Linked DNA regions of Mus musculus: all the other regions are linked to region 2. A link is a loop called in an ENCODE intact Hi-C map of the cell type or tissue named here. Cell type or tissue: heart. All regions are shown on one strand. Region 1 holds the start of Rhobtb2 (Rho-related BTB domain containing 2). Region 2 holds the start of Chmp7 (charged multivesicular body protein 7). Region 3 has its middle 4.3 kb from the start of Pebp4.

Region 1 (8,000 bases), 71 kb after region 2:
CACCAGATGGATGGCTCCTCTCCCTCTGGTCTCCCACCATCCTGCAGCTGGGCTCCTGAACGGAGGCAGTCTGTGAGAGATTCCAGGGCAGGACCTGCTTTGGACCTGGCCCCACTTCCCCAGAGAGAGGGAATCGGCTTGGTAGCTCACTCATCCTCTGTTGGCCTCCTCTTCCCTGGGGCTGTGGCAGCAGCAGAACAAAACAGCTGAGAGAAGCAGACTTAGGGCCAGGTCCCACCCCTTCCCAGCATGCTCCAGGGCAGAGTCACTTTAAAATTTAATGGACGTGTCAGGGCTGGGGCGGCAGCACTCCCTAGCTTCCCCTGTTTTCCCCTGGCCCTCTCAGATGGTAAATTTCCAAGACCCAGCCTGTTCGCTTCCATCCTCCTACCCTGCCCTCTTATTGGCTAGGAGAGGGTTTTCTGACAGCCTCTTTGAGTAGGAAGACTTCTTTGTATCTACTGAATCTACAAGCCTCCTCTTTCCTACTCTGGTTCGGTCACGTGGCCCACGTGTCTGCTCAGCCGAAGGCCTACTTTGAGACAGAGACGGGGGGAGTCATAGCCCAGAACAATACACTCTATGGTACATGGGCCTTCCCATACCCAACCTGGGCTACCCACTGCATCCCACATCCGCTCCCAAGAGTAAGATCTACCTCCTTCGGACCTCCTATGGAGGAAGAAGCTTAGACTAGAAGACCTTCATGCCTCCAGCACTCTGGGGAGAAGCCAGACAAATTGTTTATGTGGGGAACTGGCTGCTAGAAGAAGTTGAGGGTCAACCGGGTATGGTGGCTCACGCTTTTAATCCCGGCACTCGGGAGGCAGAGGCAGGCAGATTTCTGAGTTCGAGGCCAGACTGGTCTACAGAGTGAGTTCCAGGACAGCCAGGGCTACACAGAGAAACCCTGTCTCAAAAAACCAAAAAAAAAAAAAAAGAAGAAGAAGAAGAAGAAGAAGAAGAAGAAGAAGAAGAAGAAGAAGAAGTTGTTGTTGTTGTTGTTGTTGAGGGTCAAGCTTAGCTTAAATTTCTGCTTCAGTTTCCTTTGGTGATCGGCAGAGAGGTAGTGTGTCCATGCCATAGGGTCAGATGAAGAGACAGAGGCCCTTTTGTAGCTAACATGTCATGTCAGTGGTTAAAAAGCTGAGGCTCGAGTTTGAGGAGACTTTGAGGATGCTCCCTCCACTGGTGTCTACCCTCCTAGAAGCAGGATGGGGAGGAGGGAGCAGGGGCAGGACAGGTGTACTTAGGGTTATCAGTGCGCCCCTGCTCACTCCCTACGTGCAGCGAGTCATCTCTGAAGTAAGCCTTCCCAGGTCCAGGAAGGCTGAGCGCAGAGTTGTCCTGGAGGCTGCCCAGGCGCTTTACTGCTGAGCCATCAAGACCAGCGCCAAGCCACCAGCAGCAGCAGCAGAGGAGCTCTGTCCCTGGCACGCTGTAACTAGATGCTAACATGCAGGAATGCAGAAGTGAAATGCTCAAGTAACATGGCAACTGGGATTTGTGCAAGGGGATGCAGCTCAGCAGCCTAAGCAAAAGGTGCAGCAAGGACTTTTCAGTGACACAGGTTTATCCTCCTCCTAGGAGCCTTACAGGATTTGGACCCCTCCACTAACAAGGGTCTCCACTAAGCTCGGGCCCAGTCTACATGACAACCACTGCATCATTACGACGCCCTCCTGGTCCTGTTCACCAGGCCACTGTTATAGCCATCAGCTTTCTGCTTCCTCTTCTCTGTCCTGAACAGTTCCTAGTCTCGACCACTGAGGGATGTGTGGGTACCAGAAAGAGCCACGTGGGTGTGGTTTCTGCTTTAAGGAGCCAAATAACAAAAAAAAAAAAAAAAGATGAGATAAAACAGAATCTCACCTATGAAGACAGAAACCCACAGGCCAACAGTACTTCTATAGTTTGGAATCACTAGCATATAGGTCTGGAAGTGAATGGGAGGGGCTTGGGTTCTTAAATCCAGGGGCCATGTCCAAGTACAGCTGCTTTATGACCTGACACAGACACACAGACAGACACACACACACACACACACACACACACACACACACCTTGTGATTTCATTTCCAGAGTTTTCAGTAGGGGACAGCAAGCAAACAAGTAGGAGAGTGGTAAATATGGGCCATGAGTTTAGGACACAGACTGCTACATTTCTATCTAATCTGCACACTGAAGCCCATGCCCCCTCTGACTGCCCCTGAATTCAGGCTTCCTTAACACATCCACCAACTGGCGTTTCCTTTTGCTCACTGTCATTCCTACATTAACAACTGCAAGCTTCATTGTCCTATCTAGGAAGAGGCAAACCACTGCACTTATTGTGGACTCAGTCTCTGCCTCCAGAAAATGGGTATAAGGATGTTGGAAGAAAGTTTCTGAACACGTGAATTTTGGTAAATTCACGCCAAGGGAGCCTGGGTGGGAGGAGGTATTTGTCGTCTTATGTAATATAGTATTATATAATGCTAGATTGCATATCCATATGTGTAATTATATCTCCCTTTAAGATACAGGCTGGCCCAATTAAGCCAGGAGAACTTTTTTGTCTAATCAGGCCTGTCTTAAGTGAGGATCCTGTCCAGACGACACCATGGCAATATTAATGTAACTTCTGTTCTAGAATATTACTACTTTTCTGGATCACTGCTGATGCATGACAATACAAACCATGCGGTGAACTTTCCCACTGTCCCTTTCCCTCTGGCACACCCTTCTTCAGTGACTGGACACTGTTCCTCTCAGTTGTCCCAGCCCCATTCCTCCAGAGCCTCCTGACCATCCTCCACCCTCATCCAGGGTATCACAACCTCCAATTCACTGATTCCACCCCCTTGACAATCCTGAAGCCACTGAGATTTCCTCCCCAACTCTTGTCCCCAAGTTACCCCCCCCCCCCTTCACAAACAGTGTCCTGCACGTCAGCTTCCCCAGTTCTTTGTGCTCTGTCCAGGACAGATCCGAAGGTGTGCTCGGATTACCCACAAACCTCAAGGGCTCCCATTCCCACCCCCGCACCCCTACACACACTGTTTGCAGAGCTCAAAAGCCCCCCTTTCCCTCCCACAGCTGATAGGAGGCTTGTTCATCTGTGGCTGCCCTAGTCTGGTTGTCAAGGAAACGACAATCTCCCTGGGAGCCTGGCTTGTCTCCTAGCAACCAATATCCCACATCCTGCATCTTACAAAAAAAAAAAAAAAAACGTGAAAGGGAGGAAAATCGAGAAAATGAAAGTAAAAAGCAAGGAAGGTGGATAGAAAGGAAGACTCGGGAGGAGAGGAGCAAAGGAAAGGTCGGTTTGGAGTTAAAGGAGCTCCCACTGTGGACGCTGACATTGTAATATGGGCGAAGGTGGAGGGGTGGATCCTCCCTCCCCACGCAGAAAACGTAAAGCAAGGCCCAAAGGGATCTTAAATGATCACATTAACAGAAACAGAAGCCTAAATACAGGATAAACCTTTTCAACCCTAGGCTACCCGAACATTAACAAAGAAAGCTCAAGAATTCCACCAGTAGTTTGCCAAAACTCAGCTGGACAGACCACAGTGGAGTTGACTTCAAAGAATCAGCTAGCTCCACTGCCGGCAGCAAACACCGCAATTGTACTGTTTTTTGTTTTTGTTTTTGTTTTTTTAAAGAAAGAAAGAAAAGAAAGGAAAGTAAAAGAAAAAGGAAAAAGGTACACCTCTACCACTCTGAACCTCTTATTTCCCTCCTGACATGCCGCTCTGCACACACAATTTTTTTTTAATGAAATAAATAGGGAAGGGGGAGGGGCACGACACACCGATGCAAAACATGTAGTTCTCCCCTAAAAACACCCAAGAAAGGTTAGTTTCTCTTCCCTCTGAACTGTGCAGACTCAGCAAGTGCCCAAGGGAAGAGTGGAGCTCAGGGGAAGGCAGGAGGGACGCAGGGAGGAGAGGGGAGGGTGCTGAAGGATGAGCCAAGGCGAGGTGGCACGTTTGCTTGCAACCCGGCCATAATAGAAATCAATCGTGTACTTACACCACTACATGTGACGGGGTAATTTCTAGTGTAGGGAACACATCTCTTCCTGCTAAGCACGCTCATTTTAGTGAGATGTCTGGGGTCACTCTGCGCGTGCAAGTTGGGGCGCCGCCGACGCTGCTGCTCTGTGCTGGAGACCCAGACTCCTGGGGTCCCGGTTCAGGTACGATCAGAAGAAACTCTGGCACAGGAGCCCTGGTCGGACCGCGGCACGTGAGCAGCCTGGGGCGCTGCACTGCAGCCACTGCCTCTTCCGGATCAGCATCTCCGCGCGACCCGGGCGCCCAATGTCATGGAGGCTCGCGGAGCCGGGTTGCGCGCCGCCGCTCCGACCTCCGGCCGCTGGGCCGCGCCGCCGCCCGGCTGCGCTGCGGAGGTTGCGGGCGGCGCGCTAGAGAGCGAGGCGCCGGGTGAGGCCGCCGCACGCGCGCAGCCTTAAGACGCCGAGCGCCGCAGTCCCCGAGACCGCTCACGACCTCCTTTTTTCATTCACAAAAAAAGCAAAGTTGGGGGGGTTGGAGGGGAGAGGGATTAAAAAAAAAAAAAGAAAAAAAAAAAAAAAGGAAAAAAACTGCACCCAGGAACGGTTGCTGTGACAAGGACTGCCCACAGCGGCGTGTGGTTGGTGGAGAGCGGAGCGATGGGGATTGGACACCCAGAGGCCACGCCCGAGACACGCCCCCGATCCCGGGAACGCCTCCCGCTCCTCTCCTGGTTTTGCACCTCCTCCCTTTTCCCCTGGGAGCCACGAATGGCCAGCAGCTGACCTCGCCAGTCTCAAAACCTTGCAGGACTCTCAGGATAGTTTTCCCCAGGAGGCTAGGAAGAAACTCATCCGGCGGTGCGCCCTGAGAATGCAAGTCAGAGGGCCACGGGAAGATTTTCCTGTTTCTCCCTAATTCAACCAAGCCTCTACCCCGCACACAGCTGCTCCGAGTACTGGGGGACCTTTCTTTTTTCATTATCCCTGCAGCTCCGACTTCTGTAGCTCTTAGTGAGTTTTCTGTATGGATACCCGTACTTTTTGACCTGTCTGCCACCTAGACCTTCTTTAGAGGTTCCCATCCCAACCTGTTGTCAAAGAGAGTTCAGTAGAATCTCCATAACTTTGCAAAGAATGCCAAGGAAATATTAGCCAGAGAATCCCTACCTAAGTCCTCTGTGGGTGCTCTAAATATAGTGACTGTCATCCCCAGCACTTGGGTGGGTGAGACAGAAAAATTGTCATAAGTGCAAGACTAACCTGGGCTACAAAGCAAAACCTTATCTCTAAACCCTAAAATAAAAATGGGTTGAGTCTAATGCCATCCATTCTGTTCATCGGAAGGAAGCGTCTGCGGTCCCCGGTCAAGGCTGGGTTCCATAGATTGGTCGGGACTGCTAGGAATTACACATCTTACCAATTCTCTCTGGACAGTTTTTTTTAAAGCAGCCTGGCAAACTTCACACAGCAACCTCCCCTATCACACTTCCAATGTCCTTTTTGAGAATGCAGATCTGTTTTAATGTTGGTTTATGCAAAATATGATATAAAAGAGAGGTTTACTACCCCTCTCCAAAGTCAAATAAAAACTGGATTTTTGGCCAAAATACACACCTCTAACCCCAGCATTGATAGGATTGAGGCAGGAGGATGGAAAGTTTGAGGTCAATATGGCTGATGTAGGGAGACCCTGCTATAAGCAAATAAATACTCAGTTTGTATTGTCTGAAATATGCCCTGTCTGTGAGTGCCTAGGACAGAAAGTTGCTCACCAGGGCGCCTGTAGTAAGTGTGTACTCAGGTTCGTTTAATCATTGTGCAGTAGGCAGATACTTTACTGTCCCTGGCCTCCAACACCTACCCAGAGCGGAAGAGAAGGTTGACAGTGACTGGAAGTGCTTCCTCACACTTCCTGTTCAGATTCTGCCTTCATAAAACAAATACTAGTTCAAAGGCATGTTTAAGAAAGAAGGTAGGGGCTAGTGAGATGGCTCAGCGGATAAGAGCACTGACTGCTCTTCTGAAGGTCATGAGTTCAAATCCCAGTAACCACATGGTGGCTCACAACCACCCATAATGAGATCTGACGCCCTCTTCTGGTGTGTCTGAAGACAGCTACAGTGTACTTATGTATAATAAATAAATAAATAAATAAATCTATCTTAAAAAAAAAAGAAAAGAAAGAAGGTAGAAGCCGGGCGTGGTGGCACACGCCTTTAATCCCAGCATTTGGGAGGCAGAGGCAGGCTGATTTCTGAGTTCAAGGCCAGCCTGGTCTACAGAGTGAGTTCTAGGACATCCAGGGCTATACAGAGAAACCCTGTTTCGAAAGGAAGGAAGGAAGGAAGGAAGGAAGGAAGGCAGGCAGGCGGGCAGGCAAGCAAGCAAGCTTTGCTCAGGTATGTTCTTCCTCTGCATTTGACACAGAAGAGTTTCACTTCATTGCTTATGCTCCTAAGAGTGATTATACAAAACCTCTCCAGGTTCCTACAGCAGGCAAGGGCCCCTCCCCTCCCAGACCCTAGTCTCTCTACCCAGTTCTGCCACCTGGGTGCTCTGGTATCACCTTTCATGTGTCCCATAGTATGTCACTTGTACAGTGCTGAGCAGGCAAATAGGCCTCTCCTTTGCTAGAGGGTAGCTAGAGTGTGTGCCGCCGAGCCTGTGACACTCTAGCCAATGGGAGAGAAAGCCGGCCTGGCTGGGTCATGCAGGTTTGGGGCCCAGTCTTGGACCAATGCAAATGTCAAAGTTTTAAACCTGCTCATAGTCAGTAGAGTGACCAGAGCTGGGCCAGTAGCTAGCTGGAGAGGTGGCCTGAATCACCGCCCTTACCTGGGTGCACAGTCCCAGTCTCTACTTGCAACTTTTCTTCACACAGAAGTTGTGCTGGATAGTTTTATGTTAACTTAACACAAGTTAAAGTCATCTGAGAGGTGGGACCCACAATCGTGAAAATGGCTTCATCAAACGGAGCTGTAGGTAAGCCTGTATTTTCTTGATTAGTGATTGTTTGGGGAGTGCCCAGTCCATCCTGTGTTCTTGTAAGAAAGCAAGCTGAGCAAGGCAGGGGAAGCAAGCCAGTAAGCAGCATTCCTCCACAGTCTCTACATCAGTCCCTGCCTCCAGGTTCCTGCCTTATTTGATTTCCTGTATTGACTTCCTTCAATGATGAACAGTGATGTGGAAGTGGAAGTCAAATAAACCCTTTCCTCTCCAACTTGATTTATTTGCTCATGGCATTTCATCATAGACAGCAATAGTAACCCTAACTAAGTCACAAGTCTTCGGTCACCTCACCTCTCCAGCACGCCCAGTCAGAGCCCACTCAGTCCTGTTTGGACATGGCACTTTTCCTCCAAGCTCTGCCTCCCACTTCTTCCCAGGCTCTGTATCCAGCTCTGGGACCATGCTTGCCTTATCTCTCTGTCAAACCTTTCTTTTTTTCCTTCTCTCTCACTCTCTTTTGTTGTTGTTGTTGTTGTTGTTTTGTTTGTTTTTATTTGTTGTTGGTTTTTTTTTTTTTTTTTTGAGACAGGGTTTCTCTGTGTAGCCTTGGCTGTCCTTGAACTCACTTTGTATACCAGGCTGGCCTCGAACTCAGAAATCCGCCTGCCTCTGCCTCCCAAGTGCTGGGATTAAAGGCGTGTCCCCCCCCCCCCCCCACGGCTTCCTTCTCTTTCTTTATTGTGGTTTGTAGAGGCAGAGTTTCTCTGTGTAGCCCTAGCTGTCCTGGAAGTCACTCTGTAGACCAGGCTGGCCTCAAACTCAGAGAACTTCATGCCCCTGCCTCCAGAGTGCTGGGATTAAAGAAATACCGCACCACTGCCTGACTTTATCTGCCTAACCTTTCAGTGGCAGATCTCTGAGGCTGGGATTTCTCCAACAACTGGCAGCCAGCAGCTGTCATTGTAGAATGGCAGCCTCCCATATCCTGAGCTGACCAGCCTACCTCAAAAGGCTGCTTCTCCTTGTGTCAGGTTTCCTCTCAGGCCTG
Region 2 (8,000 bases):
AGCACCTCCTCCGCTGGAACTTTGTGATCCCCCAGCATGTTAGAAAGAGTCCACTTGAGGGGCTTCAGCAGGAAGACGCCGACCCCCCAGGAGATCCAGCTGCTGTCCACACTGGCCATGAAGTCTGACTCTCGCTGCAGCTCGCCTCGACTGTAGAGAGAGAGAGAATGGCATGTAGGGATGTGTAATGCGACAGACAGCCTGTCCTGGGCTCTTCTTACCCCTTTCCCCTCAGAGGCATTATATTAACATCATCACCATCATCACCATCACCTGTCTATTCTGTACCAGCTACTAGAGGCAGTGTCACCTGCACTCTAGTGTTCAGCCTCCTAACCACTTTGTGCAATAGATGGTATCACCATCACGTTAACTAAAGAGGCGACTGAGGATCTAAGAAGGCAAAGAAGGCCAGATGGCACCCGGTTTGTCTGGCCTCAAAAAATGCAAATGTCCCACTAAGGCAACAGAGGCACAAAAGGCTTCACTGGGCCTATGTGGAGGTTTTCTTCTATCAACAGGCCTGGGAACAATCAAATGAAAAACCCTGTGTGTCATGCAGATCCGAGGAAGAAGGCCAAAAGCTACACAGACTGGGGTTTTATGCTGCCTCTAAGCTAGGCTGGAAGTGAGATGTATTTCCTGGTGGTAGTAACAACAGCAGCCAAGTCTACGAAATACCGGCCATGGGAAATTACTGCTAAGGGTTGTATAAAGATCTTCAAGTTTTCACAACTGACCTATATAATGTTACTGTGATTTGATAATTGATCAAACTAAGGCTTATAGGTGGCACCTGTATCCTATGCAGGCCACAGCATAGAAAATAGTAAAGCCAGGATCTTCACAACGGCGTGGCCCTTGAGCAACGCTGTAGATGTATGGATATCAAATTTGGACAAGTACCAGGATGTTTCAAGGATCAGGAGCCAGAGGAGGTCAAGGTGTTAAAGGTCTCTGGATTTGGACAGGCTCCACGACTGTCCTGTATCAGGAGGCCCATTTTGGTTTTGTCCCTTGCTGACTTAACTGTTTTCCACCTTGGGCATCTGGTAAAACATTTTTCAAAGGACAGTTTCTCAGAGGAGAATTTCAGGACGGTTTCTTAGGTCAAGGTCGGGCAATGAAAGGTACTGGGAACAGAAGTCAAGAAGGGCGACCATTTAATGAGAAAGCATTATCCTAAAACAAACGCAGACCCTTGGCTTTCTCTTTGTTCATAGAAAGAGACACGGTGCTGGGCTGAGCTGGGCTGGGCATAACATGTACAGTGTGAAATACAAATGATTTCGAATTCAAAGGAAGGATCCAGCCCTGGGGTTACTCTAGCTGTGTAACCTGGAATAGGTTAATCTCTCTGAGACTGTTTATTTTTAATAAAGATAACTGCATTATCTTGCCCTGGACTATTAAAAAAGCCAGAGAGTGGAGTTTGACAGTATCTGAAACCATGAAGTACCAGTCATCTATCAGATATGCCACCTCTTCAAGCACAACCTGAACACTGTATCTATCACACACATTTATCACATAAAGCTCTTTCAGAGGCCCCCAGCTACACAGTTAAACTCTCCTCTCTGGTCTAAATAATCTCCGTCCCGGACATACCAGGAAAGGCTACTTGTACGACCTGTACCAGAGTTCTCTTGTCAAGATGTCTAGAATCCCATGAGTACTCTCTCCTTAGCTCTGTTCTCTCTTAGTTCAAAGTACCCACCGCAGAGATCTGCTGTAAAAGTAATTCAAGTCTGGAGGTCCTGTGGAAATAACTGCATAACAGGATCCCAGTTCAAGTGTCCCGCTGACACCTCTGCAAAGATGGGTCTCTTCTGGACCATTCTGCCTATCCCCAGTCACTCCAACCATCCCAGCCCCTCTTTCTCTCTGAGTCCAGACATCCATCCGTGGAGCAGCCTCCTCGTCCCCCTCCTCCTCCTCCACCCACTGAACAAACCCTGGACGCGGAGTCTGGGCTGTCAAGGGGCAGGTCTGATGTCAGCCCTGGGGAGCCGCCCCCCGCCTGGCCCTCTCGGCCTCGGTCCTCACCGCAGCAGGTCCTGCAGCACCGTAGCCAGCCCCAGCGGGACACTGCCCTTGCGCTGGAAGGCCTCCTGCAAGTCCCGCAGTCGCAGGCGCACCACCCCTTGGCGGCGGCTGTGGCTCAGCACCAACGGAGCCCAGAAGCCCATCTTGCTGTCCCAGTCGGTGCTGTTCACCTCGCGACTCCTCTTAAAGGCGGAGAACAGAAAAGACATGCGCTCCTCATCCTCCTCCCACTCGGGCGGCAGGAGGCCCGCCGGGTCTCCCCCGGTCGGGGCCTGGGCCTCCCGCTCCGGGGACCACATCGGAACCCCAGCCCCGCCAAGGAACCGAACACAAGCCTGGCCCGGGTCCCCTTCCGCCCCAGGTCCCTCTCGGCTTCCGTCGTTCCTTCACGCCCTCCTCCTCAGCCATCACGTCACCACCGCCGCCTGTGCGATAAAAGTCCCGCAAGTCTTCAGGGCGCAGGCGTGGCGCGGCATTCATTTGGCCGGGAGGGAGGGAGGAGGGCGTTCTCGCCCGAGAGAGGCAGAACGCAGGCGCCGGACCTTCTCTCCGTGGCCTTTGTGCGACGGGAAGGCTTTTGCGCGTGCGCCACAACCATAGAGTTTGGCGAGGCGTACTAGAGGGGCTACCTATTGCACCTCCCGGGTGGTTCGGGCTTAAGGTTAGCCAGGCTGAGGCTATGGGAGCTGCAGGTGGATACACAACCTTGGATCTGGTGTAGCTCTCCTTAGCCCAGAGACTTTTAAGTTAAACAAACGCCCAAGATACCTTTCTTTCACTAGAATATCAGCCGATTAACAAAAATGGTCCCAAAGCTCCGTGACACTGGACCCATTTTTAGGGCTAGAGATAGTCTTCTTAATCACTTTCTTCCCGCTCTTTAGCTCTGGGATGTCCTTTTTCTCCTGAAAATTCATATTCTGCCAGGTCCTTTAAAAAAAAAAATCGTTCCAACTCTCATCTGAAGCTCCGGCTGCCTTGGCTGCCAGTTTAGCATTTGTCTCTGACCTTTCTGCTTCCTCGAAGGAGAGGGCAGACAGCGATGCAAGTGTCTTGCAATGACAGCGCTACTGCAGAAAATACTTTATGGACTGAGAGGTACTTAAACCTTACCCTCTAGTTACTTTTCCGTCTTGAAGAGTCTTACAAAATTTGTTCAGTGTTGAGAATAAATTGTGGTGGTGGTAGTTATAGCCGGACCGTTCAAAAAGAGACTAGGACGAGCTGTTTTTTAATTTGAAATTTGCACAGACCCGGCCGAGGGCACGCACTCACTACAAGTCTAGAGAGACTGCCCCGACCGTTAAAGACAGGTTTATAAAGGGGAAAACTACTGGTTCCATACTTCCATTAACGTGGTCGCTGTTGGCAAGCATGACAGGATATGAACTTTTAACAAAAATGAGGTATAGCACCATGGCTTCTCTGCTTGATCGAGGAGCAGAAAACCTTCAGGTTACAGAAGCAGGACGATGCAGGTTAGTAATAGTTCCCATAAATACCGTGTATTTATGTTTTGCTTACTTGTGTGCAACTGCACCGCGTACGTCCAATGCCCACAGAGACCAGAAGAGGGTGTTGGATCCCCTGGAATTGTAGAATTGTAGTTTTAGTTGAGCTCTGCCCTGCAGACGACGGTAACTACAGATCCAGCCTGGAAATATGCTGATTTTTAAAAGACTTATCAAGCAAGCAAACAAACAATCTAAAAGGTGAAAGGAACTGTTGGTGTAAACGTTAAAAATTAAAGCGAAAGTTTGTTTCGACTTAGGAAAAAGTAATTTCTGTTAAATAGTCGCCTTTATAAACTGGTATTTCCAGTTTGAGGGAAATGTGATGAGTTTCGGGCTTCAGAGTAGTTGAAACAGTGTTAAGGTGAATTTTCATGAGCATTGAGTTTCATTGAATTTTAATAAGCATTTTGAAGGAGGAAATGGAGTGTTTAGTTATATGATGTGTGTACTAATTGCTATCTATGTGCTATATTCCTCAAAGTGTGTTCAAAATATCTCACTTAGCGGCCTTTTTTCAAATACTTTCGCTATAGTTCTCATAGTTTGTAAGGTAGCCTTTCCCACTTTACCTGCTTTTACAGAAGAGGAAGGTGAATCAGGTGGAAAGGAGCAGAGGAGAGCCAGAGAGGGGAGAGAGAGGGAGGAGAGAAGTGGAGAGGAGAAAGAGGTGCAGAGAGGGACGGAAAGGTGGGGCAAGAGAGGGAGGGAGGAGGCAGAGAGCAGAATTCCAAATATCAAATCTAGTGAAACAAATCTGTACTGTGCTACCCGTTAGGCCCAGTAAAACTAGGTCTTCTCCGCCCAGCGAAGGATTCCACCTTTTACAGGCGAGCAAATTGCTTTATCTGGGTCTGCTTGCATCTGAAAATCCACTCCATTTCACCCTTCCAGGCGGCAGGCAAGGTTGGCTTTCACCTTCTGGAGGCTGAAAGGATAACTGGGAACAGAATCAGTGAAGCCAGGGACTATGGGTACAAGTCTCCCAAAACTGACCTTACCTTTAAGATATGAGTCTGCCACAGGTATGCGAGGAATGGTGGGAATCTTTATTCTGAGATTGAAGAACCCAGTTTCACTCTACTGTGAAGGAGATATTTGTTTGCTGATGTTATAGGCATTAGATATGGGCATTAGATACCCATTCCAGCTATTAACATCCCTGAGGTCTCACACATTTCCCTCTGCTCTAACGAGGCTCCAGGTCATTCTCCCACTTGCCAGGAGTCCTCTTCATTTCCATACAAATATGCAAGCACCACCCCACCAGTCTTGTCCACTTATTTCTAACAACAGTCCCTAAGCCTGGGATTCACAGCCTTTGGGGTTAGCCAAATGAAACAAATGAGAAGTAAACCCTTCACGTCTGTGGAGTTTATGGAGGCCCCAGGCTTGTTGCCGTCCTCCTCAGGTGCCAGCATAGAATTCTGGAAGCTTTCCTACCCTTGATTTTTTTCCTATCATCTCCTCTTCTTGCTCCATGTTTCTCTTTTCATAACCCTGCATACCTCTTCACTGCGTATTAAGTGCCACACCACTCTCTAAATCTCTGATGATGTGTGTCTCTCTGGATAGCTTATGTGCCTTTGCTAACATGGACTGTGATCTTAATCATATTTGTTTCTAGCAGAGTGCTAGGCACATCCTAGGGACCGTTTGTGGAATGGATAGATGGATGAATTTAATTAAACATTTAGCTTAAAAATCTATGAAAACCTATGATTTATAACATAAGAATATTTACTTAGGTATAATGTTTATATTAGGTATTATATTAGGTAAAATACAACAATTGTATTTTTATTTACATGAATATATTATTTGTTTCTTAGCCATTTTGAGTACAAAAGCTTCTAAATTAAATTGCCTTGGACAGTTAGAAAAAGCCTGGAAGAAACTGTCTTGTTTCTTTGTTACTGTGTCCAAACCATTATCACTGTCCACCCATTCGTGACCATGACTTTCTAGAGCAACACAGCAGCCATTGGGGAAGCTGGCTGTCCAGTTTACCCACTTAAAATCTTGGTATGGAAGCCGGGCGGTGGTGGCACACGCCTTTAATCCCAGCACTTGGGAGGCAGAGACAGGCAGATTTCTGAGTTTGAGGCCAGCCTGGGCTACAAAGTGAGTTCCAGGACAGCCAGGGCTATACAGAGAAACCCTGTCTTGAAAAACAAACAAACAAACAAAAATCTTGGCATGGAGGCTGGGAAGGTGACCTGGTGGGCAAAAGTGTTTGCCCCAAAAGCATGAGGACTTGAGTTCAAATTCCCACATAAAGCCAGGCAGCTATCTCAAACAAGGTTGTCCTCTGGCCTCCACACTTACACCACGGCATGCTGTGCCCAAGCAGACAAGTACACACACACACACACACACACACACACGTGCGCGCGCGCACATAGCTTAAAATAATTTTTAAAGATTTAATTATTTATTATATGTAAGTACACTGTAGCTGTCTTCAGACACCCCAGAAAAGGGCATCAGATCTCATTACAGGTGGTTGTGCACCACCATGTAGTTGCTGGAATTTGAACTCAGAACCTTCGGAAGAGCAGTCAGTTCTCTTAACCACTAAACCATCTCTTCAGCCCAAAATAACTTAATATTGATAAGTATAACAATAAAAGATCACCATCTTTCAGCTCCCTCTTCTTCTTCAAGTCATTCTTTAGTGTAAGGGACTTAGAAGCCATCACTTCATCTTAATTAATTAAAAACCAAACAACAGGGCTAGAGAGTTAGCTCGGTGGTTAAAAGCACTTGTTGCTCCTGTATAGGACCCGGGATCAGTCCCCAGCACCTACATGGTGGCTCATAACTGTGGGAAGCCACATGTGCCGTTGCAGAGTGGCACTGACTACTGCTGGCCACCACGCATAAGTTTGGACAAACAACCAATGTGTACATATGCAGTAAAGTTTTTTTTGCAAAGACACTGCCTGGCCCGAGCATGATAATGAGGTTCTGTAAGGTACTAAGAGTATAACCAATCAGATGTGAGACATGCAAATGAGGTATGATAATGAGGTTCTGTAAGGTACTGAGAGAGAGTAACCAATCAGATGTGAGACATGCAAATGAGGTATGATAATGAGGCTCTGTGAGGTACTGAGAGAGAGTAGCCAATCAGATGAGGAACATGCAAATGAGGCATAGTGCATAACCAATCCAGGTGTGAGACACGCCTCTCCTAGGCCTATAAAAGCAGCACCAGTTCTGGGCTCGGGGTCTTTTCGCCTCTGCAATCAAGCTCTCCCAATAAACATGTGCAGAAGGATTCTGTTGCAGCGTCGTTCTTGCTGGTCGAGTCCGGCACGCGCAAGACATAACTATCCATAATTCAAGTTCCATGGGATCTGATATTATCTTCTAACCTTCAAAGATACCACTCATGCATGTATTGCACATACATGCATGCATGCAAAACACTCAGACACAAAGCACATCTAAAAAAGAATAAACCAAAACAAGTTTTGTAGGGAGTAGGGACACAGCTCAGGAGGTAAAATGAGTGCCATGCAAGCATTATAATCTGAATTGAGCCCAGAACCCACATAAAAAATCCAGCTGCACAGGCACAGACTTACGATCTTGCCACCAAAGAGACAGAAACATGTCAATGCCCAGGGCTAACTGGTAACTTAGGTGTCTTAGTCAGGGTTTTACTGCTGTGAGCAGACACCATGACCAAGGCCAGTCTTATAAAGGACAACATTTAATTGGGGCTGGCTTACAGGTTCAGAGGTTCAGTCCATTATCATCAAGGCAGGAACATGACAGCATTCAGGCAGGCATGGTGCAGGAGGAGCTGAGAGTTCTACATCTTCATCTAAAGACTGCTAGCAGAATACTGACTTCCAAGCAGCTAGGATGAGGTTCTTTTTTTTTTTTTTAAGATTTATTTATTATTTATATGTAAGTACACTGTAGCTGTCTTCAGACACACCAGTAGAGAGCGTCAGATGTCATTACAGATGGTTGTAAGCCACCATATGGTTGCTGGGATTTGAACTCAGGACCTTCAGAAGAACAGTCAGTGCTCTTAACCGCTGAGCCATCTCTCCAGCCCTAGGATGAGGGTCTTAAAGCCCATACTCACAGTGACACATCTACTCCACACCTACTCCAACAGGGCCATACCTTCTAATAGTGCCATTCCATGGGTACAAACTCTAACACAAACACCCACATTAGGCAACTTGGTAAGCTTTGAGCTGATGAGAGACCCTGTCTCAAAAACAAAAACCAAGGTGGATTGCTCCTGAGAAACAACACCACAATTGGCCTCTGACCTCATTGCACATGGACACATAGGGAATGTACACACAGCCACATACATACATGTACCCACATGAACACTATCCCACAAGGACACATATATAAAACACCTGCCAATAACAACAACAAACAAACAAATCACAACTCTCCATGATCATT
Region 3 (8,000 bases), 100 kb after region 2:
GACTCCATGACCACAGTAACTCTTATAAAGAAAGACATTTAACTGGGGCTGGCTTACAGTTCAGAGATTCAGTCCATTACTGTCATGGCACGAAGCATAGCAACAGGCAGGAGAACATGGTGCTGGAGAGGTAGCTGAGAGTTCTACATCTGGATCTGTAGGCAGCAGGAAGAGAAAGTGAGCTACCAGGCTTTGTTTGAGTGTCTGAAACCTCAAAGTCCACCCCCCCCCCACAGTGACACACCTCCTCCAACAAAGCCACACCCCCAATAATAATACTCCCTATGTGTCAATGGGAGCCGTTTTCATTCAGACCACCACCATGTGAAACAGGCCAAGACTGGGGAGGAGTGCCTAGGGGTTAGTGAGTTAACACGATGATGGTAGTGGACTCCTTCCTCCATTAGCAAAAATTAAAACTGGCTGCAAGCAGTGGTGCACAACCATTAATCCCACCACTTGGGAGTCAGGGGCAAGTGAACTCAATGGCACCCTGGTCTACATAAATGAGTTGAGAGGCTTGGAGGGTAGCTTAGTTGATGAAATGCTTGCTTTGCAAGCCTGAAGACCTGAATCTGTGAAAACCCATGGTGTTCATTTGGAATCCTAGCACTGGGAAGGTGGACACAGGTGGATTCCTGGAGCTTGGTCATCAGACAGACTGCCCAAGTGTCGGGCGAGCCCAGGACCAGAGAGGGACCCTGTCTGTACTGAGGAAGGACACCAAGGTTGTCCTTTGACCTCTGTATGTACTTACATACATGTGTGTGTGCATACACACACACACACACACACACACACACACACACACAAACCTTACATTTGATGCTTACATTTGGCACAGAGATAAATATACTCCAGGATAAACCATGTTACTTTTTTCTTGTTTATTTATTTATTTTTTTCAATTTTTTATTAGATATTTTCTTCATTTACATTTCAAATGCTATCCTGAAAGTTCCCTATACCCTCCCCCCACCCTGCTCCCCTACCCACCCACTCCCACTTCTTGGCCCTGGCATTCCCCTGTACTGGAGCATATAAAGTTTACATGACTAAGGGGCCTCTCTTCCCAATGATGGCCGACTAGGCCATCTTCTGCTACATATGCAGCTAGATACACGAGCTCTGGGGGTACTGGTTAGTTCATATTGTTGTTCCACTTATAGGGTTGCAGACCCCTTCAGCTCCTTGGGTGCTTTCTCTAGCTTTTTTTTTTTTTAAATAAAAACAGTTGTGCAGATCCCTATATGAACCATGACCCCTCCTCACTGTGCCCAGTGGGTAAGTCAGCCGTAATGTTCAGATAAGAGTCTCAAAAGGACTGGAACAGGGGAAGAAACTGAGCCATTGTAGCTGATACTCCAAATCTGAGATTAGGGTGCTGGGTGGATGGACACTAAGACCAAGGAGAATGGAAGAGAAAACTTACAGGAGACCATCCTGTCTCACTCGAGTTCAAGCCTGAGATACCTGAGAAGTATTCAAGTGGGGCTGTCCAAGCCACAGTTAGCTGAGCAGGGCAAGAGTTCCAACACAGATGTGTAAGTCATGGCGCTAGAGAGATGGCTCAGCAGTCAAGAGCACTGACTGCTCTTCCAGAGGTTCTGAGTTCAATTCTCAGCAACCACATGGTGGCTCACAACCATCTGCAATGGGATCTGGTGCCCTCTTCTGGTGTGTCTGAAGACAGCTACAGTGTACTCATATACATAAAATAAATAAATAAAAAAGATACGTAAGTCATGGCTGTAAGGGCTTGCTCAAGCAACTGGGCCAACCTGTCTACACAAGAGAGGAGAAGGACCCACTAGGAGGTGGAAGGTGTAGTAACAGCCAGAGACTCGAAGTACCCAGTGGCCAAGTGTCAGCCCACACAGAGTCCAGCATGTGGGCAGTGTGTCTTCTGCATTGAGGTGTCCACATGCAAGGTAGTGTGCTAGCCTTGACCCATGGAGGTGTGGAAGGCAACTGGAACACGGGGAAACCAGGGATAGTAAGGGGTTCTTCCTCCAAGATGTTTGGCTGTGGGGGAAAAAAAAGGAGAGGTGGGGATCGGTGGTTAGTGGGGTTGTGGGGGTGTAGAGAGTGTCTATATTGGTTCCCCGGGAAACAGATACCAATAAGAGTGTTTGCAGGCAGGGAAGTTCTTAGGGAGATTGTTGAGTGGGGGAAGCAGCGTGGATGGAGCCGCTGGGAGAGTGGGCCTGTGATGCAGAGATTAAAAAGTGCTTTGCAAAGCTAGCTGGAGCTGAAGATCTGCGGTGGTCCTTCAGTCATCCTTCCATCAGAACTATGAGAAGGGAGGAGAGCCTTGCTCTACCTACTTGTATCACATCTTTCTAGTTCTTGTTTGTCTCTGATGCTTTGATATGGAGTGAGGTTGCTGACCCTTGAGAGACGGCTGGTGAGTCTTAGAGCTGAAAAATGACACTCCCTCCACCCCACAACACAGTTTTAAAAACAATGTATTTATTTATTTATTTACTTACTTATTTATTTATTTTAGTGTATAAATGCATGTACACTCGAATGCCAGAAGAGGGCATCAGATCGAGTTATAGATGGCTCTGAGCCATCATGCAGTTGCTGGGAATTGAACTCAGGACCTCTGGCAGAGCAGCCAAATCTCTCCAACCCAGGAGAACAGCTTTTACATTTACAACAACTCAAGCCCTAGGCTTTCCATTCATTTCATTTGTGCTTACCCACTGTTACCTAATCATGCCTTAGGGCAGGTTCTGACACCCAGAGAGAGGAACACCCTAAAGCCATCAAAACTGGTCAAGTGGAGCCAAAGGACATTGTTTTGCCTTATTAGTGTTTTCAGTAGAAGTCACAATAAAGGTTCTTGGTTTTCTTTTTGAGTGTGCTGGGATTTGATCCCAGGGATCCACGTATGGGAAGCCAATGCTCAGCTTCAAAGGCACTTTCACTAACGTAAGTTGGGACGTGTGAACTCAAACTCTCCTGTTGGGACAATCATATCTGCGTCTGTGTGGCTTACTAATCTTATTTAATAAATAAACCCGAGGCTTCCTTATCAGTCATTGGATGAGGCGTGCCCTGAAAATGGATGTTAGTGTGGCTCAGGCAGCTAGCTAGCTATCCTTGTTTTTGTTTTATCATTATTATTTTTTTTATTATTTATTTATTTTTGGTTTTTCGAGACAGGGTTTCTCTGTATAGCCCTGGCTGTCCTGGAACTCACTCTGTAGACCAGGCTGGCCTAGAACTCAGAAATCTGCCTGCCTCTGCCTCCGAGTGCTGGGATTAAAGGCGTGTGCCATCACCGCCCCGGCACTAGCTATCCTTGGTAGTTCCCATAGGGGACTGAGCTCTATGCTGTCAGCAACTAAGTGGGATCAGGTAATATATATTTCTGTCCAGAAGGGGGCGCCTGTTAGTGGATCTCAACATCCACCATGGACGACTTTTGAAGGCATTCTTAGAAAGTGCTCCTAAGGTAAAATGAATGGAGAGAGGATCAAAAATGCAGAGGAGGGAAAGGGATACATGATTGGCAGGAGGCAGAGGCCTGAAGGCAGGAGGAGAGGAAGCCTTTTGAGTCCTGGAAGGATGGCTTTTTTATGTTGGAAGGAAGGTGGGGCAATTCTAGAAGCTCTTGTCAATAACTCCTATTATTCCCTGCAAAATGGAAAGGAGAGTAGGGGGGACGTTTAACGAAGAAGGGGAGGGCCTGTAAAGGTTTGTAAATAGGAAAAGGCATAACTGAGGCATAGCTATAGCGGAAAGAGGTGACTGGATGAAAGAGCCAGAAGCAAGCCTTTAGGAAGCTTGCATGGCCAGTTGCTGAAGGGAGCATTTCTAAGAGAAGCTGGGCCCTGAGGAGTGGACATCAGGGCAGAATGGTGGGAAGCCTGAAGGGGAAACAGTGAGATGCCAGAAGCCAGAGTGCTGTCACTGATGTCACTGTTCGTTATCAAAGGAACTCAGGACAGGGATTCAAGCAGGGCGGGAACTTGGAAGCAGGAGCTGATGCAGAGGCCGTGGAGGGGTGCTGCCTCCTGGCTTACTCAGCCTACTTTCTTATAAACCCAGGACCACCAGCTCAGGGATGGCACCACCCACAATGAGCTGGGCCCTCCCCCATCAGTCACTAATTAAGAAAATGCCTTACAGTTGAATCTTATGGAAGACTTTCTTTCCGATGACTTTAGCTTGGGTCAGGTTGACATAAAACCAGCCATGGCATCCACCGTGGAAGAAGCCACGGATGTTACCTTTAGCACACTGATTTCAATATTGATCTTCTATCAGTTTGTTCATTCCCTGGTCCACCCTTTGAACAGGTCACAAGACCTTACCAGTTCCCTCATTATTAGTGAAGCTGTTGCGATTCAGATCTGAAATGTCCTTTATAGACTCAGGTTTTGAATGTGTATTCCTCAACTTACTGGGCTATTTTAAGACGCTGTGGAGTCTTTAGAAGATAAGGGCTAGCTGGCAGAAGTGGGTCACTAGGGGTAAGCCCTGGTTGTAGCTCTCTCTAAGCCTTTGATCCAACCGACTTGAGTAACTCTGCTAGGTTTTCCTCACTGTGATGGACTCCTACCTCCTGAAACCCTGAACCAAAATAATGCTTATTTCCCATCATTTATTTCTGCCAGGTTATCGATCACAGTGACACGCAAACCACCTAAGACAGAACCCCAATGCAGAAAACAGAACCGTGTTCCAACCGCTGGACTTTCCCTCCCTACGCGCCATAGCCACGAAGATTGCTGAAGCTCCTCTGCAGAGCACAGGCTAAACATCCAGGACCTCCATCCATCCTTTCCTCCAGAGTGGACTCCTTTCTGCAGTGTCCCTGCTTGGGCATGCTAGGACTGTCTGGATAGTTTCCTAAAGGGTGCCCTGTGAGTCCACACAGAGCCCAGCGGAGGACTTCCCAACCCATCAATGATTGCTACTCTTAGACTAGAAATCTGCCTCCAGGTCACTCCACCCTCTCCCCTCTGGAGCTTCCAAGGATGGCAAGTCTCCTCTAACTCTTTCCCTGCATGCCTTGGGACTGTTTGAGAAATTATCACATAGGTAAGGTTGCTTCTAAAGGAAGACAGAATAAACTGCACAAAAATCTGACTCGTTCCTAGCAGGCATCTTCTGACAAGCCCACTCTCCGAGTAGACACGCCGGAGAAGGAGTGCGAGAAGGCGTGCCCAGCTTCCTTCTGAGATCTCAAAGTGAAGATCGAGGCCCCAGCCTCACCCTTGGCCTGATCTTTGCTTTTTGGCTGGTATTTGTGGATAGCCTGACACATGGGTCAGAGCCTCTACCACTCACCAGGTTACACTTGCTGTAGGTGACCATTTAGGCTTTAATGACTTGACTGTGTTCCGTCTTCTACCTTGCTATGCACAGCAATCACATGATCAGATGTGGGGGCCTGGGGCTATGTCATGCACTAAGGAGTTCTAGTCCTTATCAAAGAACAGAGGGCGAGCTTACAGAACACAGCACCTAAGACTCACTGATGCACTATGCAATGAACAACTCTAGTCCCATGAGACCATGGCCCTAAGCCTAGCCCTGACCTGTGACAGCACTTTAACTCAGAACTTGTTCTCTGTTATTTAGTTTTTGTTCCTTCTCATCACAGTATTTGATATTCTATAGTAGGTTAAGTAAACGCTTGTCTTTCCCATTAAACTGCCTGCTGTTTTGAGCAGACCAGTAATAATATGCAAAGCTACTTTGCACATTGGGTGGGCTCGAAGATGTTTAGCATTTGATGAGTTCTTCACTCAATTTCCTCAGAAGAAAATAGCTAAGCTGCTATTCCAGACCTGGCTGAGACCATTTTGTCCTCCTTTCTAATTCCAGACTGATGTAACAGCAAGATAGCCAAACACCAGAGGCTGGCAGCATCCAGCCTGGAGAGGACCCAGAAACTGTCTGCTGATTGAGTGAGTGAATAAGTAGGGTGAGACACAGGGGAGCATCCAAGAAACAGGACCCCACATGACCTGTGACCATTGCAGTCTGGGGGAGCTGTGAATCAAAGCGACAGCTTGTTGCAAGGAAGGGACATTTGTGTTCACAGGCCTTTTGGGAGAAGATAGAGAATGCAGACAGCCAAGGATGTCTTAGCAAGGGGGAAGAGTGAGTAAACATACAGGCTTTGGATACAAAAGAATCTGGGTTAGGATCCAGCTCTTCCATTCACTAATTGTGTGCCCTTTGATAAATATGCCAAGTTTTGGCTGTAAACCAAGGTCACAGGGCTGGATTAAATAGAACAGTGCAAATTAGACATGCTCTCAAGGGTGCTTGGAGCATGGTGAACAGCAACGCTATCACTATCTTTGGAACAGGCTCAGTGGCACAGTCATCCAGTGGAGCAGGATACCTGGAGGCAGAGAGCAGAGGTGGACAATCTGTTTATCTGTTCTTTCCTTCCTTCAAGACAGGCTCAGGAAACCTCAGGGGCAGTTAGATATGTCTGCCCTGAAGCTTCCCTCGGAGGTACTTCCAAAAAGTGACGGAGGCTGCCACTAACCTTGAAGACCTCCTGGCTTCTTTGCAGATCGACAGCTCTAAGGACTCCTGGATGGCAGCAGGGACTATCTGGATGGCATGCCCTTACTGAACTGACACTTACTGGCACCTTGTGAGCTGCCATCTTGCAGTTTTTGCTTTGCAGACCCAGGGACTTGCTTATCCTAGGCCAATGCTCTACCATTCTAGCCCCCTTCTTTCAGTTTGGGTGAAAGATGCTAAGCGTTGAGCCAGGCAGCAGCAGGATCAGCGTCTTCCACCTTCCAAGTAAATGTCTGCAGCCCACCTATGCTTAACCTGGGGACTCGGAGCTGGCAGCTCATCAGACTCTCTTAAGAAACAACTAACCATGCCTGGATCTTGCCCTCCGAGAGTGTGGCAGAATTCTCCTGGAGTATGATGGCCATTGCTATTTCCAGGTCTCCAATGGGCAGCTAGGATTGAAAATGAACTACTAGTGTATGAATTTCCTTTGACTTCCTCCCTCCCTCCCTCCCTCCTTCCCTCCCTCCCTCCCTCCCTCCCTCCCTCCCTCCCTCCCTCCCTCCCTCCTTCCTTCCCTTCCTTCTTTCCTTCTTCCTTCTCCTTTCTCTTTTTCCTCTTCCTCTTCCTTTCCTTTCCAGTACAGGGGGTTAAAAAGTAGGGCCTTGGGTATATTAAGCAAGTGCTTTACAATTGAACTATACCCCAGCCCCCACCCCAATCCCTTATAATATATATAATAGGATTTAATATATTTCAGACTGGTTTTGAATTTACTTTGCAGTGGAAGATGACCTTGAACTTCTTGATCCTCTTGTCTCTACCTCCTGAGTGATGTGATTTACAGGTCCACGCCTCCATGCTATGATCAAACCCAGGGTTTTATGTGCGCTAAGCAAACACTCTACTAATGAGATGCATTGCTTAGCTTGTTGTTGTTGTTTTCTGAGACAGAGTTTTAGACAGCTTTAGCTGTCCTGTAACTCCCTCTGTAGACCAGGCTGGCTTTGCACTCATAGGCATCCTCCTGCCTCTGCCTCCCAAGTGCTGGGATTAAAGGCATGTGCACTTGAATCTCTAGAGCGACTATCGTTTTATGCTTGATTTTGATACAAGATCTTACTAAGTTGCTGGAACTAAATTTGAACCCCCTCTGTAGCTCAGCCTGGCCTTGACCTTGCAAGTCTCTCTTGCCTCAGTTTACCTAGTAATTGAGATTGCAGTGTCTCTGCTCTCAAATCCATTAGGTTCCTTTATTTTCATGGAAGGAATTTTTTAGAAGGAATTAAATTTGTAAATCCAGGTGTGGATATTCAAGTACAGCAGGAAATCCTGGTCCAGGAAGACCCATAGTTTTGTCCTGAGCTTGCTGATTTTAGGACAACTGCACCCATGGAAACAGGGAGTGAGTCCTTTGTTCAAATTTCTGTAGGTCACACAAGTTGGGGAGGCAAAAGACTCCAAGGAAGTTTTCTGTCTGAATCTTCCTGACGTTG

What was found. A loop is a pair of places that touch in the nucleus more often than their neighbours do. Peaks named below come from ENCODE experiments on the same cell type or tissue, not always from the same donor. Only the 100,000 strongest peaks of a DNase experiment are listed, where the experiment ranks them.
Region 1: a loop joins it to region 2, with 5 times the contacts of the local background. A loop is called at or near these places in 12 of 42 quality-filtered maps.
Region 3: it touches region 2 in a loop (8-fold over the local background); 8 of 42 quality-filtered maps call a loop at or near these places.

Annotation. Positions count from the first base shown.
Region 1 is chr14:69,801,020-69,809,019 of GRCm38, forward strand. Rhobtb2 (Rho-related BTB domain containing 2) reads right to left here and starts at 4,526. Exons shown (of 10, transcript NM_153514.5): 1 at 4,018-4,526. In heart, no CTCF peak of the experiment used is centred here; DNase peaks (open chromatin) are centred at 181, 4,282 and 4,702; H3K4me3 peaks cover 2,612 bases; H3K27ac peaks cover 2,525 bases.
Region 2 is chr14:69,730,145-69,738,144 of GRCm38, forward strand. Chmp7 (charged multivesicular body protein 7) reads right to left here and starts at 2,426. Exons shown (of 10, transcript NM_134078.4): 1 at 2,047-2,426; 2 at 1-150. The coding sequence starts at 2,345. It overlaps 4930480K23Rik (RIKEN cDNA 4930480K23 gene), which reads left to right and starts at 2,690. Exons shown (of 3, transcript NR_130157.1): 1 at 2,690-3,524. In heart, CTCF peaks have their summits at 2,689 and 3,613 (motif pointing right); a DNase peak (open chromatin) is centred at 2,477; H3K4me3 peaks cover 2,863 bases; H3K27ac peaks cover 2,284 bases.
Region 3 is chr14:69,832,117-69,840,116 of GRCm38, forward strand. No RefSeq gene overlaps it. Among named protein-coding and RNA genes, the nearest start is that of Pebp4, 4.3 kb to the right of the region's middle. In heart, CTCF peaks have their summits at 2,517 (motif pointing right) and 3,394 (motif pointing right); no DNase peak of the experiment used is centred here; H3K27ac peaks cover 222 bases.